2 separate regions of the Mus musculus genome follow, and region 2 is linked to region 1. Evidence: chromatin loops called from intact Hi-C (ENCODE). Cell type or tissue: left cerebral cortex. All regions are shown on one strand. Each heading gives the region's core, and the rest is flanking DNA. Links, peaks and the distances in the headings are about the cores only.

The links. Peaks named below come from ENCODE experiments on the same cell type or tissue, not always from the same donor. Only the 100,000 strongest peaks of a DNase experiment are listed, where the experiment ranks them.
Region 2: a loop joins it to region 1, with 3 times the contacts of the local background. A loop is called at or near these places in 2 of 42 quality-filtered maps.

What each region holds. Positions count from the first base shown.
Region 1 is chr11:21,088,601-21,093,578 of GRCm38, forward strand. Peli1 (pellino 1) reads left to right here and starts at 2,724. Exons shown (of 7, transcript NM_023324.2): 1 at 2,724-3,078. In left cerebral cortex, for the core only: no CTCF peak of the experiment used is centred there; DNase peaks (open chromatin) are centred at 2,602, 3,192, 3,618 and 3,911; H3K4me3 peaks cover 2,165 bases; H3K27ac peaks cover 1,951 bases.
Region 2 is chr11:20,740,353-20,745,330 of GRCm38, forward strand. Aftph (aftiphilin) reads right to left here and starts at 1,204. Exons shown (of 10, transcript NM_001290545.1): 1 at 954-1,204. It overlaps Gm46272 (predicted gene, 46272), which reads left to right and starts at 280. Exons shown (of 1, transcript NR_168691.1): 1 at 280-3,037. In left cerebral cortex, for the core only: a CTCF peak has its summit at 2,458 (motif pointing left); DNase peaks (open chromatin) are centred at 576, 1,354, 2,179 and 2,404; H3K4me3 peaks cover 2,299 bases; H3K27ac peaks cover 2,358 bases.

The DNA.
Region 1 (4,978 bases), core at 434-4,433:
ATTATGTTTCTAATATCCCACCTGCTACCCCAGGCCTAATTGGGGAAGAAGCTGATGGCCACTCTGCCTGAGATCTGACATGGCTGATGTTTTTTTCCCCATCTGAAGCATGGCAAATCTTTTCTCTCCTTGATCTGCTAGTTTGCCTGTGTGGAGTGGGGGGTAGAGGCTGGGGGAGAGGGGCAGACTGCAAGTCCTGCCTATTCCTCCGAGCTCATTGGCAGCTCGCATCTTTACTGATCAATCAAGAACCAACTGGGGACAGGACCTTCAGGTTCCCATGAAGATTCCTGATCAGAGCATCAGAACAACCCCTACATTTATATTTATAATAAGCCGTAAACAGCACAAGAACTGGGCAGCTATCTACCTTCTATGCTATTAGAATCTACTTTCTTATAGATAAATACAAATTATTACTTAATATTTACTATGTTTCATCTGGGATGCTCTTAACTCCCACTGGACAGCCCCCAGGGTTGCACTTTTATGGCTCACTTAACCCATGGTGGCTTCTCCTCCCTCCTCCTGCACTCCTCTCCTCCCTGTCTCCTAGGACTCCAAGCCTGAGAAGCCTAAACTCCACTTATGTCTCTTCTGCCCAGCTATTGGCTGTTGGCATCTTTATTTACTGATCAGAAATAACTTGGGGGTAGGGTCACAAGTCTATGTACAGACTCCAAGTCTTGGGGGCCCACATTTAGCATTACAATAGAGAGCAAGATCAAACCTCAACATTGTTGTTTTTGCCTTAAATTATCTTTAAAATGTTTTTGATGAAGGGGGATCTTACATATTTACAATTTTTGGCATTCAGGCTGTTAGGCTTAAGAGTGAGCACTCAACCCCACTGACCCATCTCATAAGTCCTGTGGTAGTTTTTATATGAATGCGCATTTACCCTGATCAGGGTCCATTAAGCTTCTCAAATATATCTTATCAAAAACTCATGTTTGAATACTGCTTCCAGAAGAAATAAAAAAAAGATGACATTCTTTAGCATATTACCCCCACCCTTCATGGGCTTAGCTGTCTCCTTCATTTTCTTGAAGTTTCCTCATGCCTCTCTCCCCAGTGTGCTTCTGCCACCGCCAGCAAATGTGCCATTAGCCTCTGTGTCCTCGAGCTCCCTGCTCCTTCACTGCTCTCTTCCACCTTTGCCAATAAAATACACAAACGTGGAAGCCGTGAGTCAGCCCACATTCAAATGATCTTTGAAGCACTTCCTGACCCTGCCTGAGTCTGAGGTAGTCTGAATTTTCCTATGACAGCATAGATCACACTGAGTCCATTTATCTGTCTCTTCCTTGGCAGAGAGAGGGGACAATGAATACAAAGTATGTCTCTTTTATATCTTTACAGCTCTATTTTTGAGGCCCAATAAAGTGCCTGGCACATAGTAAATACCTTTACTTGTTTTTTAGTATTTTATTTAAATATCTACATTAAATATTTTAAATACAGGTGTCTTGCCTGCATATATGTCTATGGGCCAATGAGGCCAGAAGATGGTGTTGGATTCCCTGAAGTTACAGGAGGCTGTGAGTGTCCACATTGGTGCTGGAAAAGAAGCCAGGTCCTTTGGAAGCGTGACCAGTGCTCTTAACTGCTGAGCCCTGCTGAGCCATTCTCTGTCTCCCGTGTACTTGTTTCTTAAATTACTTATTTCTTCATTGATCAAATAATTATGTGGTCTGTGGGCATCCAGGGTTTTTGATCCTAAGACTATTTGAAAATCCTTAGTTTCCCATCTTGAAATAGATGTCTGATTCCTTGGCATTAATGTTTTTTCTTCCAGGTTCTAGGTACTCTATTAAGGGAAACTGAGGCAAATTACCTGTAAACCTTCTGGAGAGCCAGTACTGTGTTTTCTCACACCACCATACATGCATACCTGGTCATTTAGAAAGGGTGTAAGACTTAGCTGAGCACAACATACCCATACCATGTTTCAAGGTGCCGTATGTTGTAATTTGATAGTGAGAAACTTGAATCGGCTAATACATACATTGAACAGTTCTGAACTCTCTCTACTTATCTTTTGAATATATATTTATGGAATCTGGATGTTTGAAGAACTATAGATTTTCAGATGAACAAATTGCAGTACAATGATCCAACAATGCTGTTAATGCTGAACTTGGGTTGGAATTAAATGTAACTAACCGAACAAAGAAATTACAGAATTCTGTTAATGGTCACGCTCCCTACAGTTTTATAACCTAATTGTTAAAACACTAAGAACAAGTAGATTTTTAGTACCTTGGGTAATTCTCTTGAAGGAGGCAAAGGAAGGGGGTATTTATGATTTGCAGAAGAAATCTAAACAACCAAGGAGACTGCCATGTCAAGAGGAAGTTAGATTTCACTGGGCACTTGGAAGTGGTTGGGGGTGGGGTGAAGCAGGAGGGACTGGCTGTGGGCAGGAACCCAATGGCACCAAAGACACAAGACCAGCCTTGTTTAGTCAACTACAGTCCAGAACCTTCAGGCTTAGTGAATGGGTGACTATGGCAACAGTCCCCGCCCCAACCCCCTTGCGCGTGCACAGCGCAGAGCCAGCAGTAGGCTCCTCCACAACAGATACTTTTTTTTTTCTCTCTCGGTAAAGAGAACTACAGTTCCCAAGAGCCCTCTCGGCACCGCCTCGCGATGTGGCCCTGCCCCTTACCCTTATGCCCCGCCCTCCCGCTAGTCCCGGTCCCTCCTTCCCAGTGTGTGTCAGTGACCCAAAGGCGGTTCGAGGCGGAGGGACCGTCGGGGGCGCCGCCGCCGCCTTCTCCAGCGCCAGCAACAGCAGCAGCAGCGGCAGCGACAACAGCAGCAGCGGCAGCAGCGGCCGTGCGGCGCCACCGGATCTGCCTGCAGCCCGGGGAGCTCACCACAAAGCGGGCCCGAGCCTCCCTCTCTAGTCCGCGCTCGGCTCTGCGTTCCACTCGGCCTCGCGGGGCTCGGCGGCTGGCGGGAAGGCGGCGGGCTCCGCTGGTGCCTGCGTTCAACCGGTGCTCGCGCCGCCCCCGCGCCCCGGGTGTCCGTGCGGCGGGCCGAGCTGGCGTTCCGGCCACCAGCAGTCGTCCGGTGAGTGCGGCGCGGGCGGCGAACGGGGGCGCGAGGGCCGGCGGCGCGGAACTTCCTCCGAGCCTTTGCCGGTGGCGGCGCGGCGGCCTGCGCGCCCGCCCGCCCGCGGGGAGGCGGCGGGGAGCAGAGTTTGCGGCGCCGCATCCCGCGCGGAGGGAGGAAGCGCCTTTGTGAGGAGCTGCCCGGAACGCCCTCCCCCACGGCTGGAGCGGGTGCGCGGCGGAGGGGAGCCCCAGCTCGGCGGCCCGGTTCTCGCTCCCGCGGCCAGGCTGCAGGCCGGCGAAGTGGAAGGGGAACAAAGGGGCGGTGGGCTTTTCTTTTGTTTGTGTGAATCTGATAACTTCTCAGCTTCCTTACGTAACACAGAATTCCAAGTTAGTCATTCTTTTTATTGTTATGATTATTGTCATCATCTCTGCGTGCCTCTACGTTTCCTTTCATCTTGGGAATCTCAGAGCATTTTAAAAACACTAATTAATTTCACCTCCCGGCCCTTGCCAAGCCCGTTTCCGTACGTGGGTAAACTGAGGTCCAGAAAGCCCTCAAATTGATGGATACGCTTGATGTACCGCGCTGGTGTCTGAGGCTCCGAAAGCGTTTATGAGTAATAACTCATTCTCCAAATGCCCTGTGGAAAAGTTAAAGATGCTCATTTTACTTACAGGTTAAATGAAGTCTGGAAGAAGTCTAGGTAATTGTTAGGTAGTTGAAACAATAATTCTTTTTAAATAGTATTTGAATCTTAAAACCTCAAAGGACTTTCTGAAAAATGTTCCGAGTGGTGAAGATACTGTAAGTCATCAACTCACTTCGCCATATATTATGTTTATATGTGCAGATCTCTTACAAAGTCAGACAACAATGATGAGGGAGGGGATAGTTTTTACTTAACCTACATTTAACATGTTTAGTCACTACTCACAATATGCTCGTTGGTTTTAGCCCCAGCACTCTTCCATCAACAAATATTGAGCATCTCATCCACAGGACGCTTTATTAAACCGAGAATTGAAGCTTTTGTGTATCAAAGGTTGTCTGTTTTGATTCAAAGGCTCTTTACTTTCGGGTAGTAGAGTGTTACTTTGTCTTCGTAGCAGGTGATCTTTTGTGTCAGATAGCACAATGTCTTTTCTCCACATTAACCGAGTTTGCCTAGTCGTGTGAATTTAAAGTTTTTGAATTGTGAACAGGGTGCAGTTCCTCAATTTCTTGTTTCGGTTTATGATGCATTTTCACAGGTAACAACATATTTCCCCAGAGTATTCAAATACACATACTTGAAACATTCTCCTTATTGTCTAAATATAGCATATAATTTCTTTGGGTTTCTTTCTTTCTTTTTTTTTTTTTTTTCACAGTTAACATCTGTAGTAAATACTCTGAGGGCAATTAATCTTTTAAACACTTTTGGTATCAAATGGAAGGTGTGAAAACTTTAAATCAAGTGTTATTTCTACAAGTTCTTTTCCTAAGTTGTATGAGATTTAGAACTGTAATAGCATTATTTTCATTTACACACTTAATTTAATTTTGTAATGCCCCCAGATTTTAAATCTAGTAGGTGTGTCAGAAAACGAAAGTGAGACTTTAGATATTTTTTCTTCTGTTCCCCAACCTATCCCCTTTCTGAAGTTTGTTAAGAGATCTGTTGAGCAATTTGAAAATGGAACACTTAAATGTATAGAAGATTGCTTATATGGTTATAGTGTTTCATCTGATAAATTTAAGGAATCTTAACCACCTAGGTTTTTAGTGTAAACTGGAAACCACCTTAGTTGGAGACTTGGCGGTTATTTGTGTGTTCCTTAAAATTAGCATTTAAGTAACCTTGTATTGACCTTTTCTGATAGTACTTACCAGCCAGCTCTACCAGGACCATTTGTACTTTTAAGGAACCCAC
Region 2 (4,978 bases), core at 448-4,447, 350 kb before region 1:
AGTATATATTTCTCTAATAGTTCAACAAATGTAAAATCTGATTTGAACCTTTCCAAAGTTCCTATCCCCACCACTATCCCCCCCCCGCAAAAAAAACACCTCGTGAAAGATATTTATGCCCTGAAGTTTGAGTAAAGTTTTACTTCTTTTAGTAAGAACTCTGAAACAGAACCAACGCTCCTTTGACGCTCCCTGCCCCCTCCCCGTTAATATTTACATGTATGAGTCAGTTCTTTCCTCAACCGCAACAGATTCAGATTCAGAGGGACATCACGCTATAACTTGAATAAACCAACAAGGTGGGGGCGGTAGGAAGCACAACTAGTCTCCGTTTCCAAAGGGAAAAAGAACCCACCACCGTTCACCCTCTGTCCCCGGCAGCACCTGCCACGTCGGGAGCTTAAAGAATAATGGCTCAACTTTCGGACGCAAGGAGGGAGAAGACACAGATAATTTCCTGAGGAGTGCCTAAAAGGTCCTCTCCGCAAGGGACACAGCTCTGGGCCGTCTCTGTCCGTTGGAGCATTCAGAGACCCTTCGAGGCGGCACAGTCCTGCAGCAGCCGGCCTCGGGCCTCCGCGAGGCAGACAGTGTTTACACCTGTCACGAGGGAGGTGGGAGCAGGAGGACGCCGGAGCGGAGCCCCAAACTTCTACACAGCGGCCGGGAGGGAACCCCGGCGCGCAGCTCGGGGCGGGTGGACGGCGAGAGGCAGGGCGGGCCACGGCGGCCGGGAGGGCACGGCTGGCTCTCCTCGGCCGAGCCTGGGATGCCGAGCGCCGTGCCACTCGGCTTCGGGCGCTGCCAGCGGCGTTCCGCACCCGCGGAGAAGAGCAGAGCCCGCGCCGGAGCTCGCAGGCCCGCACGCGGGCCGACGCGGGCAGGCGCTCCAGGCCGGGGCGACTAGCCGGGCCGGGTCCTCCGCACCCCGGGAGCGCGGCGGCAGCACTCACCTGGCTCGTCCCGGGCGGCCGCGATGGGCATGGCTCGGCGGCCCGGGGAGGAACTGGCTCCCCGGGGAAGGACCGGTTACTCGGACGCTGAGCTGGTGAGGGCGGAAGGGGAGCTGTTCCCAGCCCTGTCAGCGGCGCGGCGCCATGGACGCCCACCCGGAGTTTCAGCGCTGCCGCGGGACCCCCATCCCACTACCCTCCGCCCTCTTCCGCCGCCGCCGCCGCCTCCGCCTCCTCCTCCTCCGCGGAGACCCCCGCCCACTCCACACACTCTCCCATCATGCAGCGGGGAACCGCTGCTGTCCATACGTCACTTCCGGGCGCAGGTGGCTAGGTCGGGGCCGGGCGCTGGTGGGTGCCGGGGTGGGGGAGGACACTCCAGGGGAATTAGTGTCACAGACTTCTTACTTCTGCGCAGGCGCCGTCGTGTGGAACGACGTTCGCCATTTTGGTTGCGGGCAAACGGTCTTTTTTCCGTACTCACTGAAGTGTGGGCTGGGGACGTCCTCCCTCCCCTCCCGACCCTCTGAGGCAGCGCTCCGGGCCACAGACCTGAGCTTCTCTCCGCCCAGTACTTTCCCGATGAGCCGGGGAGAGGGTTAAGTTCCGCCTTGGAATAAAACTGCAGACGTATGGAAATACGGAACCAGATCTCTGCTGAAAAACCGGCTGGACAACATTCAGCAGCTTGTCCTTTTTGCCCGGAATAAAAGACTTTCATTCCCTTCCCTTTTTATGTAAGCCAACAAAAGAGGAAGCTGTTATTTAACAAACGAGAAGTGATTGTCCTACTTAAGACGAGAAGTCAGCAGGCAAACTAACAAATGGTCTTCTACAAAAATCAGTCCAGAATTGTGTTGGTGTTTGGAGAAGATGATCATTTTCATACATCTTTCCAATCAACTTGTGCATTTGAGCGATTCTATACAATAGAGGTCATAAGAGGTTTTTGTTTCCATCGGTTCCTGAGCAATTGGTCTTTTTTTAATAACATCTCCCCGTCCTTTATTATGACTCTGTTAGAAACCATTCCACTGTAAAACTCAGACAAAGCTGCAGGATTTTTATTCCTGTCTCAGACGGTGAACCCTGGACTCTACCCTACAAACCCTGAGCCCTGCCGGGTTCTCTTTCTGCCCACGCTGAATTATTTAAAATAGTTCCCAAACCGCAAAGCTCAGCAGTAACCGAAAGGAACAAGGACTGAAAACACCCGTCATCTCAGAGAACTGTCTAGCCCTTTGACTGGAGGAATTACACACGTTGAAAAAGATAAGGACAATAGCAATTCATCATGGTTTATCCTGCCTCTGCAATGTTCTAGACAAATTAACTTGAAGAACTAAAATAGACCCTCATTTGTCTCCTCACAATTCAGTCATTGCAAGATAACAGAGACTGCATTGCTGCTTTGTGGTTATGCTGAATATTTTTGTTATTGGCCAGTCACTGAAGTGAGAAAAATCTATATGGCTTGTCAAATTTATTCCTTTTGTATTTCGCCCCCTGCTGGTGTAGCTCGTGTGCAAATTAAAAAAAAAAAGTATGTCACTGTAAAACATGTTTATTGTCTGAGAATGAAAGTAAAAAAAAATGCGTGTAAAACTGAAAATTAATTTATTTCAGACAAACATATGTTTGTTTTCACTTGATAAATCTACCAAATAAGTACTGACTAAGATCCGAAGGAAACGTTTGAATGATGATTTTCAAATAATTTAAACCAATCAAAAATGTTTAATATAGTGATTCTAAACATTAAAAGGAAACCGTGCAGTTTGGGAAAGTATCTTCCCGATTTCACAAATTATATGATTACCAAATGATTATCTTTGTTAGGTAAGTGAAGAGGCTAACTCTGTTTACTTAATTTTTTTTTTTTTAAATCCATGGAAGCTGAGTAGCTATTTGTTCAAATGACTTGGGAGCACAATCAACCTACCTGTAATTGGATACTCTTACATGTGATTATGACATTTGGCATCAAGAAAAGAAAAACGCCTGACCACTTCTAATTTTTTCTCCTATTCAGCCTTGTTAAACAACTGAAATCATAATAAATAGTAAAGTTTATACTTATATTACCCCTTTTAGTCAAATGTTACATTGTAGTGCTATTGTTTACCTCTTAGACACTCAAATTTCTTTGACCTCTAAAAGCTCTTCCAGGGGGGAGGCTCTGTGAATCATACCTTAAGTAGAGAAACCTGCATCACACACAACACAGAGGGAAAACCCCTGGTTTTCTACTTTTATTTTGAACCAGGTTCTCCTATAACCCAGGCTAGTTCTCAGCCTGTAAACTAAAGAGGATCTTGAACTGATCCCCTATCTCTACCACCCAAGTGCTGTGATTACAGGTATGTGTCACCATGTCCACTATTTTTAAATTTAATGAAGTAGATGAACTACCTCTACAATAAAGACTTTAGGAGCCCAAAGAAAGCAATAGGAGAAGACACTGGAAGATAGAAGCTCAATGCTTATTCACTGGAAGAATGAAGGAGTTTCACCCTGTTGCTGTACCTCAGGGACTTTCCAAGTTTTCTTTAGTGTCTGAAATCCAATCCCTGTCCCTTCCACTCTAAGGCTGCTCTCATGGCTGTCCCTTCTCTAAGTATTCACTAACAACAGAGCCCCCAGAAGACTGCTGGTGAAGTTCCCTGCTCTCTCTGGATGGATACTCTAACCATACCAATTCTCTTCCCTCTCAGAGCTCATAGTGAGCCTCACACTTCTGCACTTAAGCCTGGGATGCCAGCATTCCAGCATTTTATTCTCTGTTGTCAGAAAGAGAAACAGCTTGGACTATGAACAAAGAATTATCTTTGAGACAGAATAGACCAGGTGTGAACCTCAGCAACAGCCCAGAATCTTACTAAGAACCTTCCCCACCTGCAAAAATCAAAGAAGGGTCCCTACCTCACAGACCTGTTATCCAGAAGAGATGCACATTATAATGTATGTAAAATATCCCAACAATGCTAAGAGTCTGTCTCATAGTGTAAACTTTATTGTCATATCTTCCCCAAGACAATTTTAATTCTTAATTAATTCTCCACCCTTACTCCTTAGCTGATGACGTTGAGTAAAGTCTGAAGATATTCTTGACTATTACAGTTAAGGTGGAAGTGCAAGTAGAAGCTAACAGGTAGAAGCTGGGGACCCATCGAAACCTCCTGCAATGCAGAAGAAGCGAGTCTCTATAGCAAAGAACTATCCAGGATGTCAGTCATGCCAACTTTGAGAAATCTTGCCCTAGGGCATCCTTGGACTGTTGATATTGCCTCCACTAATTCAAACCACTAACACTGCTAATCCTAGGTCCCAGTCACTAAAAGTACTTGGACAGTTTAGGAAGTCTGAACATGTGCTAATATTAAATATAGCCTTAGGAATGAATTGTTAATTTTTCAGTACACTAATAAAATTATGGATTTGTACAATGATATACAACCATTTCTAAGTGTTTGAAATGCATAATTCGGTTTTAAATGGCTTAGGGAAAGAGATCCATGTATACACAGAGATAAAATGAATATAGCAATATTCTTGACTCTGAGTGATAAATATACCAGTGCTTGTCATACTCTGCTTTCTATTTTCATGCTATTTAGAATGTTTTTTGTAATAAAAAAGGGCTTTTAAAATACCCTAGCATACAGATGAACTATGGACTTATTTGCAAATTATTACACTCCCTAGACAATCACTCTTTTTTGTTGTTGTTGTTGTTTTGTTTTGTTGTTGTTGTTTTTTTGGTTTTTTTTTTGTTTTGTTTTGTTTTGTTTTGTTTTTTTGTTTTTCGAGACAGGGTTTCTCTGTATAGCCCTGGCTGTCCTGGAGCTCACTTTGTAGACCAGGCTGGCCTTGAACTCAGAAATCCGCCTGCCTCTGCCTCCCAAGTGCTGGGATTAAAGGCATGTGCCACCACGCCCGGTTTAGACAATCACTCTTAAACACGTTCCTCAAGCCCTGGAGCAGACCTTGTAAATGGTGATCTTGAAGCACATTTTAAAGATGCA